Linked DNA regions of Homo sapiens: region 1 is linked to region 2. A link is a loop called in an ENCODE intact Hi-C map of the cell type or tissue named here. Cell type or tissue: PC-9. All regions are shown on one strand.

Region 1 (5,000 bases), 75 kb before region 2:
TGAGGAGTTTAATGATTTTTTTTTTCCTGAGTTTTCATCCCCCTGAGTCTCTTCAGTTTTTCCATGTTGCATTTAGGTTTCATTTGTTTTGGTCTCCTGTCGTTATAGCAAATACTTTCCTCTAATGCCTCAAACAATCTTGGCTGTCTGCTCATATTTAGAAACCGGGAATCTTGTTTTTAGTATCATCTTCATTCCCTCTTCTAGTGGTACCTGATGCTGCCAGTGATTGAGTCTTTGGGGAGTTCTGTGATGTATTTCACGTTCAGTTCAACTTTTCCCACTACCAGCACAGGATTCAGCTTTCTTGAGTTTGCTGACTTCCACTTGTCTACTTGGTTTCCAGTTTTGTGTCTCTTCTGTCTTTGTCCTGGGTGCTTCTGCTTTACAATGAACATGCAGTCGTTTCTGTCACTTGGGGAGATTTGAATGGGAGTAATCTAAATCAGGTCAGCAAACTGTGGTTCCTATGCCAGATCTAGCCCACAGCTTGTTTTTGTGTGACCTGACTTAAAAATGATTTTTATATTTTTAGGCCAGGCACAGTGGCTCATGCCTGTAATCCCGGCATTTTAGGAGACTTTGGGAGGCAGCGGATCATTTGAGTCCAGGAATTTGAAACCAGCCTGGGCAACATGGTGAAACCCCCACTCTACTAAAAACACAAAAAATTAGCCAGGCATGGTGGCACACACCTCTAATCCCAGCTACTTGGGAGGCTGAGGCATTAGAATCACTTGAACCCAGGAGGCAGAGGTTGCAGTGAGCTGACATCACGACACTGCACTCCAGCCTGGGTGGCAGAGCAAGACTGTCTCAAAAAAAAAAAAAAGATTTTTACATGTTTAAAGGGTTGCTAAGCAAAACAAAACAAAAAAACAGAAGGATATGTGACAGAGACTGTGGCCTACAACGCCTAAAATATTTACTGTCCACCTACAGAGAAAGTTTTTCAACCCCCAACTGAAATCTCCTATTTCAAACTGGAAGGCTAGTTCCTTCCCTCCCAATTTCCACATGCAATGATCACCTCCCATTTCATAGAGAAAATAAATCTATTGGGCAATCTACTTCTTACTCTCCCATCCCTATACCAAACCACTGCGGTTTGCCAGTTACCCATAATACTTCATTAAGTCAAACTGCAATGAATTTGAAAGGTCATTGAAAACCTCCTTGTTACTGAATTCAGCTCCCTATTTTTTCAGTCTGTATTTTACTGGCTGCTCTATGACATTTGATAACGTGTGGCTTCCATTCTCACGGAGTTAACTGAACCTGCTCTTTCTGAAATCGCCAGTAGCATCCTAATTGGCAAACCCAAAGAATGCTTTCCACACCTTATCTTCTCCTTTCTTTTGCTACATTTAACATTATTGCTTCCCATCTATTTCTGGAATATTTCTACTCCCTTGTATTCTGTGGTAGTATTTTCTCTTAGTCCTCACCATCCCACATCCGATCAGTTTCCCAATCCTGTCCATTCTCCCTTTGAATTTCATCCGGCCCCCAACAGCCTCACGTGAGACCCTCATTGTCTGTCACCTGGCTTACCACAAAGCTCTCCTGCTAGGTCTTAGCCTCCTTACGCTCTGTCTTACACACTGCCGCTAGAATGGTTTTCCTGAAGCAAAAATCTGTTGATATCATTAATTTTCTGAAAAATATATAGTGTCTTTCTCTACTCTGTCTACTTTTACTCAATAAAATCCAGACTCCTAACTTGGTATTCAAAACCCCATCTGGTCTGCTTTTCTGCCTTATTTTCACTGTTTCTCCCTCTCTATATTCCTCTCCACTTATCAGTCCCTCTTTTACTTCAGCCACACTGTCATCAACGGTGATGATGCTGATGATAAAAACACTAACAGCAGCATGTATTGAGGACTTAACTACATGCCAGGCACTGTGTTCAGTGCTTTATGTTAATTTGGACATCTAATCCTCATGACATGGCCTTATGAGGTGGGTTCTATTAATGGTCCACCAGTATGGCAAATATGAACTTGAAACATCTTTAAACATTTTTTTTTCAAAAGATCAGTGTCAAAATTCGTTTGGCAGTAAAATCTGACCTGAAATGGTATGAATGTATTTATAGTCCCTTTTAGCATAAAAATTCATTTCATAGAAGAAATATTAATATTTAATTACAGGATGCTGCCCCAAACCTCATAGGGGGATGTTAAATAATATATGGTTTGTGCAGTATGCTGCTTTCCTAAAATCTGAACACTTTGGGATTCTAATACTATCTAGTTTGAGGGGGCTCAGATAAATTTTGAACTTTGTGTTACTCTTTTTACAGATGAGGAAATTAAGGCTCAGCAAGATTTAAGTAGGTTGCCCAAAGTTACATAGTGGGAAAAACAGTGGAGCCCGGATTAGCACCATGGTGGCCTGGTTCAAACGCATGCCTTGTCTGCTGTGCTGCACAGGTCCATGCCACCTGCAGGTCCCTGCCCTCGACCTCTTCTGGGTTGCTGGCTTTCTGCCCTCCCTGTTCTCCCAGTGCTCAGCCCTGGCTGACTTCCCTTCCATTCCTATTCACCCAGGCTGGCTCCTTTCAGTAGCAGCCTCCATGCCTTTACCCCCTTGTCCTCCTGAAAATGTCCCACTGATACCAAGCTCTGACCAAGTCTGCCCATCTTGTCTCTGATTGGGCTGTCTTTCATTTGAGACTCGATAGAAAGGTGAATCACACTCATCTCCCAGTTTCAGACTGTGCCCTATTCAGTACTTGGCAATATTGCCTTTTCCATTTCCTTTATCAGCTTCCTTTCCTGTTTCTAGAGCAGCTGTACTAAAACTTTTCCCATCCCCTGAGCTCCAAACCTTATATACCATCTTACTCTCAGTTTCAGCAGCACATGCCTAGTTCCATATTCATTCCACCTGCTTGAGTCGTACACACAGGGGTTTGTAAGCAGTGCCACCCTTACACTGCCCCCACCCCCCGCAGTCTTAGAGGGCAGCAGCTGGTAGAATTCCAGCTACTCCCAGACTTCCTGATGTCCCTGTGAACGCTGTTGCCCTAGGGGATGTCCTGCCCCTGATCTGCACCCAGGTACCTTTTGTCTCCTGGCATGACATAGCAGTTTCTTCCTCAATTTCATGGTGACTCACTTTTTAAAAATAGTCTTTGATGTGTCAAAGCCTTTTTATGAAGGTCTAAATAGATTGTATGGACTGGTTCCCTTTCAGTCACATGCATTTTTACCTCCTGAAAGAAACCCTACTAAATTAGTTAGGTATGATTTTACCTTCCTGAAACCACACACCCCTCACTTTCCATGCTTCAGTGCCTTTCCATAGCTGTTCCCACACTACCAGTACAGCCTGTCCTATAAGGTCATCTCATACCAGCTTAAGTACTATCTCCTCCATATCTTCCCAGTTTCTCCCAGCCAAAAATTCTCCTTGCATCTAAACGACAGGCCAGGCGTGGTGGCTCGTGCCTGTAATCCCAGCACTTTGGGAGGCCGAGGTGGGTGGATCATTTGAGGTCAGGAGTTCGAGACCAGCCTGGCCAACATGGTGAAACCCCGTCTGTACTAAAAATACAAAAATTGGCCGAGTGTGGTGGCACATGCCTGTAGTCCCAGCTACTTGGGAGGCTAAGGCAGGAGAATCGCTTGAACCTGGGAGGCAGAGGTTGCAGTGAGCCGAGATCGCACCACTGTACTCCAGCCTGGGTGACAGAGCGAGACTCTGTCTCAAAATAAATAAATAAGTAAGTAAAAATAAACTCCCATAGCAACTTCTCTAGAGACTTGTAATATCGTTATTTGAATCTCTCTATTATCTCTCTGATGGTTCAAAAGCTCTTTGATGTCAGATACCATGTCTGATCTTTTCATACAGTCTCTCGAGCTTAGTAAGAACTCTGTATATGTTTGGTAAGTTAAATTAATGAAAGTTAAGGAGAAACTTCTTGACATAAGTATACTGCATCAACAGCTTCCATTCACAGTTGAGTCTTTGCCATCAAATTGTTGTACAGAAATTGTTTCCACTGAAGTTACAGATGCTCCCCAGTGAATAATTCTGTGCTATCTTTTCAGCCATCAGCTTCTTCTGCCTCTTTGCCACATTGGGATACTCCTTGTGATCAATTCTCACCTCCTTTGGCTTTCTCTGTCCTGCTACTCCTGTCTCTGATTATTTCACTGTTTTCTTGTCCATATTATCACATCCTCCTAAATTAATGATGATGTTTTTTCTCCTCAGACTTTTCTTTTCTCTGTTTGTCCGCAGGAATCTCATTTACTCAGGTTTTGTTTGGGATTGGGGTTGGGAGGGAAGAAATTGAGGGACTAAGACTGGGGGGGTTAGATCCCTCCAGGATCTAAACAGTTGAGAGACTAAAAAACAAGAAACAGGTGGCGACGTGAACATTGAGGTATCAGTTCTGTTAACAGACTGCTAAACCTCCCAAGTTAAGGGCTCTTTCATAAAGCTAGATTGGAGAAGAAAGTTGAGAGCTGTGGTCCAAGTGGAGCCTCTGCTTCTGAGCTTCAGACCCTGTGGAGGAGACATGTGTTGCTCAGATCCAGCCTGGTGGCAGGTTCACCTCACACAGCCATCCAGAAGGTAGAGGCCTGGATGGTGCTGGAAGGTGAGGTGAGGCCGCTCAGACTGCAGACAGCTTCAATGTAGCAAGAGACATGAAGAGTATTAACTATAGGCAAGGCCTTCTGGGAACTGAAGAAAAACCAAACCTCAAGGCCTCATGGAAAGATGATCCATGGGATAGCTGGTTTTCACAGAGACTGGAACAGGGAGAACATTTTGAATCTAAAGTTGTCTTGCTGCCCTCAACAGCAGGGTTGTGACTCTTGGCTCTGATGCTCTGCCACTAATGTGGGCGCTAGGGCCCAGCATCTAGCGCAGCCTACAGCATCCAAGTCTCTACACTTCTTTGTCTGCTTGTGTCTCCTACCAATCCCCCAACTGTCTGTACTTCCCAATTTAAATTCCCAAAAGAGAGACCCTATCTG
Region 2 (5,000 bases):
TGCATGTATACAAAAAGGACATCTCTTATCAAGGAAGTTTCAGTGTTTTTACATACACACACAATCGTTACACATAAAGTCAATGTGATAATGCACTTTTATGGAGTCAAATTTGCAAAAACCCTTTACGACAACCCCGTGAAGTAAGTGTTGTTATACCCATTTTGTAGATGGGTAAGCTAACGACTTGCTCAAGGTCATAGTAGCACAGAGCCAGGAATCAAACCCACCAACCCCACCCTGTCCTGAATCGAGGCTCTGAACCATGGACCTAGAGGGGAATGCAGATTCCTTTTGTTTGGAGAATGTTTTAAATATTTTCAGTAGGTACCTGCTGTGTTGAAATCCTTGGGTACAGACCTTTCTGGGAAGAGCAGAGTGCTCTATAACTAAAGCTTCTCTGCAGAGTGTCTAAGAGTAGCCTGCATGGGCTAGACAACCTCAATGCCTGTCCATGACCTGGACTCCAGCTTACAGCTGGAAGAATTGCCATTTGTGTCCTCTCCTTTTCTCTGCCCACCAATTTTTTTTCATATATTCCTTAGCGTCAGGTGTTGGGACCTCCTCTGGGAACTAATCCATGTTCTGCTTTTAAATTAATTCCACATCTTGTCTGAGCTTACTGCCTCCTCCATTATTCAAGGAATTTAGCCTGCCAGTTCCCTATAATGGTATACCCCGTCTCTTTCCTCTTTGCTCTATCTTCCAATTCTCATAGGTGGAGCTGCGGTAGACATCCAGAAGTTGTGGGATTTTTTTTTTTTAGATCTCCTTCTCAGATGATTAGGGACCCACACTTGCTTGCAAAGGTGAATCCTGCAGACCTAGCTGGTTATAAATCCATCAGCTGTAGGAGAAGTTCTAGGCCTCAACCTGCTAACTGTTTCTGATGGTGTCAGAGTACATTGTTTCTCCTACCCCAGGACAGGACCTGAGGAGCTACATCTTATCCCTTTCTAACTTCTACTGGAAGGTGAATGACAGGCAAAGCCTTGGTAGAATGTCCCAGACAGGCAAAAGGCAGTTTGGAACCTGTTGTGTGCTATAGAATCAAAAGTGATATGAACTGGTCTGCCACAAGATTTTTGAGATACTGGAAATAAGGTTTTTGAAAACATTTATGGCAATTAGAGTAAGTTTATGTTGCTGAATCTAATAAATAAAAAATAGGCCTGGCACAGTGGCATGCACCTGTGGTCTCAGCTATTTGTTACCAAAAAAAACCCAAAAAAACCAAACTTTTAAAAATGGAGCTTATATTTTATATGTGTATTTCCCTCCTTCCTTCCTTCCTTCCTTCCTTCCTTCCCTCTTCCTTCCTTCCTTCCTTCCCTCCTCCTTCCCTCCCTCCCTCCCTTCCTTCCTTTCCTTCCTTCTTTCTTTCCTTCCTCCCTCCCTTCCTTCCTTCCTTCCTTCCTTCCTTCCTTCCTTCCTTCCTTCCTTCCTCGGAGTCTTGCTCTGTCGCCCAGGCTGGAGTGCAATGGTGTGATTTTGGCTCACTGCAACCTCCACCTCCCAGGTTTAAGAGATTCTCCTGTCTCAGCCTCCCAAGTAGCTAGGATTACAGGTGCCCGCCACTATGTCCAGCTAATTTTTGTATCTTTAGTAGAAGCGGGGTTTCACCATGATGGCCAGGCTGGTCTCGAACTCCTGACCTCAGGTGATCCACCTGCCTCAGCCTCCCAAAGTGCTGGGATTACAGGCGTGAGCCACCACGCCTGGCCTTATTTAACTTTTCTAGTGATTCATTTTTATTCTATTTTATAAAATCATCATTCTGTGACAAAATAGAAATTTAAAAAGCAAAACCAACCGATCCCTCTTCACAGATGGTTTGAGAAGTGTCGGACTACAGTGGAAAGAACAGGTTTTTGAAGTGAATAGGGCTGGGTTGCTCAACCTTTCTGAGCCTCACCTTCCTCATCTGTACCTATCTTCCCCAGAGCTAAGAGAAATGGTGCATGGAGACAAAAACATATCCAGGCATATGTGCTCCGCCAGAGGTGAAGACAGAGGATTGTGGGGACACAGAGAAGGCCCTTCAGCTGGAGGAGTGATGAGAGATTGACTGGGGAGACGTCCTGGTGAAGTCTGATGCCTGAACTATGCTGGGAAAGGTGGGGCTTCGGCAGCAAGACCAGACACACTGGTGGGGGCAGCTTCCTCCTTTGCAGACCAGTTCCAGGCTCCAGCCTAGGAGCAGGAACTGTAGGGATGCTTAGAAGCACAGTCCCTGGTGAGAGCAGGCAGGCTGGCTGCATTCCTGTGGTATTTGAGGATTGATCTTGTCAGATTAGCAGCTTTGCTTTTTTTGGTTCAGGTACAAGATCCCCACGTGGGGAGTTCTTGCTGCTTGTGAAGAGCAAAAGCTGGTGAAAGCACAGAACATGATCCTGGCCCTCCTCCTGAGCTGTGTGAGGCTCCCAGCCAGGAGCAAGCAGCCCTGTGAGTTCCTCAGTGAGAGGGAGGGCCCAGGTCTGAGCTCCACCCACACAAGTCCCAGCGATGAGGCAGCAGCTCAGCAGAGAGCAAGATGCTGGCACCTTCAGGACTGTGTCCTGCTTTCCCTACTCTGTCTGCACCTGGGGAGACAGGTCACTCTCTGACTGGTCTCCCCAAATAAATAGCCAGAGCTAGAGGGGAGAAGGAGGGCTGAAGCCTTGCCTCCCCACTGTGGAGGCAGGACATGAGTCTATGCCTGCCTGCCATGATGAGGGCCCTTGGCTCTGCCTTCTGCCCTGATGCAGGCAAAGAGTCCAGATCCAGGCAAATGAAGTGTCAGAGGGAAGCCACGGCCCTACTCAGGGAGCCTGAGTTCAGTGAATCTCTCAGGAGAGAGGTCTGGGCTGGAAGAAAACAAATTGCACGTAGGTCCATACACAGCCCCCAGAGTGTGGATGAGATTGTCCAGGGTGATGTGGCGAGTATTGGGCCACGTGGCCTCTGTTCTCAGGAGTTCCTGGTCAGGGAAACACACACCTGACAGTTGGCAGCATCACGAAAAAAGGCCTGTTGACAGCTGGCCCTGTGACATCTTTGTGGCCCTTGTGTTGGGATAGACCCATCCTCTCTCCCTCGGTTTCAAGGGCTTAGTATGCGGAAGTTTCCTACACTGGACAACTTCCGAACATAGTTTGAAAACAGAAGATTGGGGCTGGGCACGGTGGCGACCAGCCTGACCGACATGGAGAAACCCCATCTCTACCAAAAATACAAAATTAGCCTGGTGTGGTGGTGCATGCCTGTAATCCCAGCTACTCAGGAGGCTGAGGCAGGAGAATCGCTTGAACCTGGGAGGCGAAGGTTGCAGTGAGCCGAGATCACGCCATTGCACTCCAGCCTGGGCGACAGAGTGAGACTCCATCTCAAAAAAAAAAGAAAAAAAACCAGATGATTGGAAAAACAAAATGACACCTTTGGCTTTGCTGCTCAGCCCCTTCAGATAGTGTGTCTGGGCCACAGGCCAATTGCCAGTTGCGGAACTTGCTCTAAGAAGCAAATGCCCAAATGGAGCAAGTCCTCCAAATGGGGCAAGGCATGTGCTTGAGGCCTGAGCTCAGAAACCAGCTCTGATGAGGGCTGGCTCTGTACCTGCTGTCTCCACTGGCCTTGCTCCCATGTGTCCAAGGTGACTATGATCAGTGAGGTTCTGGCCAGGTTAAGGGCTGTCTCCACCACATTCCCCGTCTCCATCACCCATCCTCATGTGTACCTCAAGACCAGCAAGAGGGATTAAGGGCAGGACTCTGCCAGCTATATGTTCACCCTTAGGCCGCTTCTGACCATCTCAAACCCCCTGCCTCTGCTCCTGTGCCCTTCTCTTCCTGCCCTGTGGCTGTTGCACACACAGGGGTCCCTGATACCCAAGTCCCTTCCCCTGAAGGGCTTCTTTCTGCCCCTCCCTACCCCTGAGGGCGTATGCAAGGAGAATGACCACTGGTTGGATCAGGCCCCATGAGCCCATGTGGGCCTCCTGATGGAAAGAATCCTTCCTCCAAAGCAATGACCTTTTTAAACATGGTCAGCAGCTGCCTCTGGTTTAGCCAGTTCTGCCTGTAGCCTAGTCATTTTGGGGGCAAAATGAAGAAGAGTGCAAGAGGCAGTAGGGTAGAGCACAGCAAACCGTGACCCACACTCAAGGCTGTGGGGAAAGATAGCTCATCCAGGAGGCCTGGGCTCCTGACGCAGCCCTGTCTCCAGTGGGCCTGCTCCAGGAAAGTTGCTAACTCTCATAGAGATGCATTCCTTTGCTACCGCTCAGATTATTGAGAGGAAACACAGGGTTCAGAGACCCCAGCGTGGCCAAGGAAAGCTGTTGGCAAAGGCACAGCTGCATGTAGAGTGAGGTTCAGGAGCAAAGGGTGAGCCTTGCTCTATCCATCTCTGTTCCAGTCCTCATCAGGTACTCCACAGAGGAGCATTTGCTAAAGGAAGAAAGGTAGGACTGGCCATTTCTGCCATGCATCTGGATCCCAAGGGCCATCCTCCATGAGCAGCAGGTCTCTTCCTGTCTAGCCATGAGCCCCTTTCCCTAACCCCTGGAGTGCTAGATGCAGAAAGGGAGGGCAGTGGAGGGATGTAGGCTATGTGGGTTACAGTCACCATGTTCTCCCTAGCCAGAGGTTGATCATTTTTTCCAGCCTGTAACTGGGCCTAATTTCAGACCTTTTCTGAGGGTAGGTTCAGGAAGTAGAAAGCTTTTGAGCTGAGGCAAAAGTGGTCTTACTGTACTTAGACTGTCATCTGTTGGCACTGCGGTGAGGCTGGTCGGAGGACGAGGGGTACATCTTTACCACCTGGCCTCACCGCTGTTTCACCGATCCCTGTGGCTTGACCTTGTGTGCCTGTGCCAGGTTCACAGCATCTCCTTCATGCTTTCTCAGCAAAGATGGAATACAGCTGGGAGCTCCTCTGCCTCCGTCTGGGCAAGTGAAGAGAGCTTAGGTTTTGAAATCAGGCAAACCTGGGTTAGAATCCCAACTTTGCTACTTTGCTAGCTG

What was found. Peaks named below come from ENCODE experiments on the same cell type or tissue, not always from the same donor. Only the 100,000 strongest peaks of a DNase experiment are listed, where the experiment ranks them.
Region 1: a loop joins it to region 2, with 5 times the contacts of the local background. A loop is called at or near these places in 4 of 110 quality-filtered maps.

What each region holds. Positions count from the first base shown.
Region 1 is chr1:43,780,791-43,785,790 of GRCh38, forward strand. The region is part of intron 2 of ST3GAL3 (ST3 beta-galactoside alpha-2,3-sialyltransferase 3); the gene reads left to right. Among named protein-coding and RNA genes, the nearest start is that of MIR6079, 55 kb to the right of the region's middle. RefSeq lists a silencer at 4,520-4,569. In PC-9, no CTCF peak of the experiment used is centred here; DNase peaks (open chromatin) are centred at 921 and 3,101; H3K4me3 peaks cover 392 bases; H3K27ac peaks cover 4,803 bases.
Region 2 is chr1:43,856,192-43,861,191 of GRCh38, forward strand. All of the region lies in intron 5 of ST3GAL3 (ST3 beta-galactoside alpha-2,3-sialyltransferase 3), which reads left to right. Among named protein-coding and RNA genes, the nearest start is that of MIR6079, 20 kb to the left of the region's middle. RefSeq lists an enhancer at 1,929-2,547. In PC-9, no CTCF peak of the experiment used is centred here; a DNase peak (open chromatin) is centred at 2,300; H3K27ac peaks cover 1,362 bases.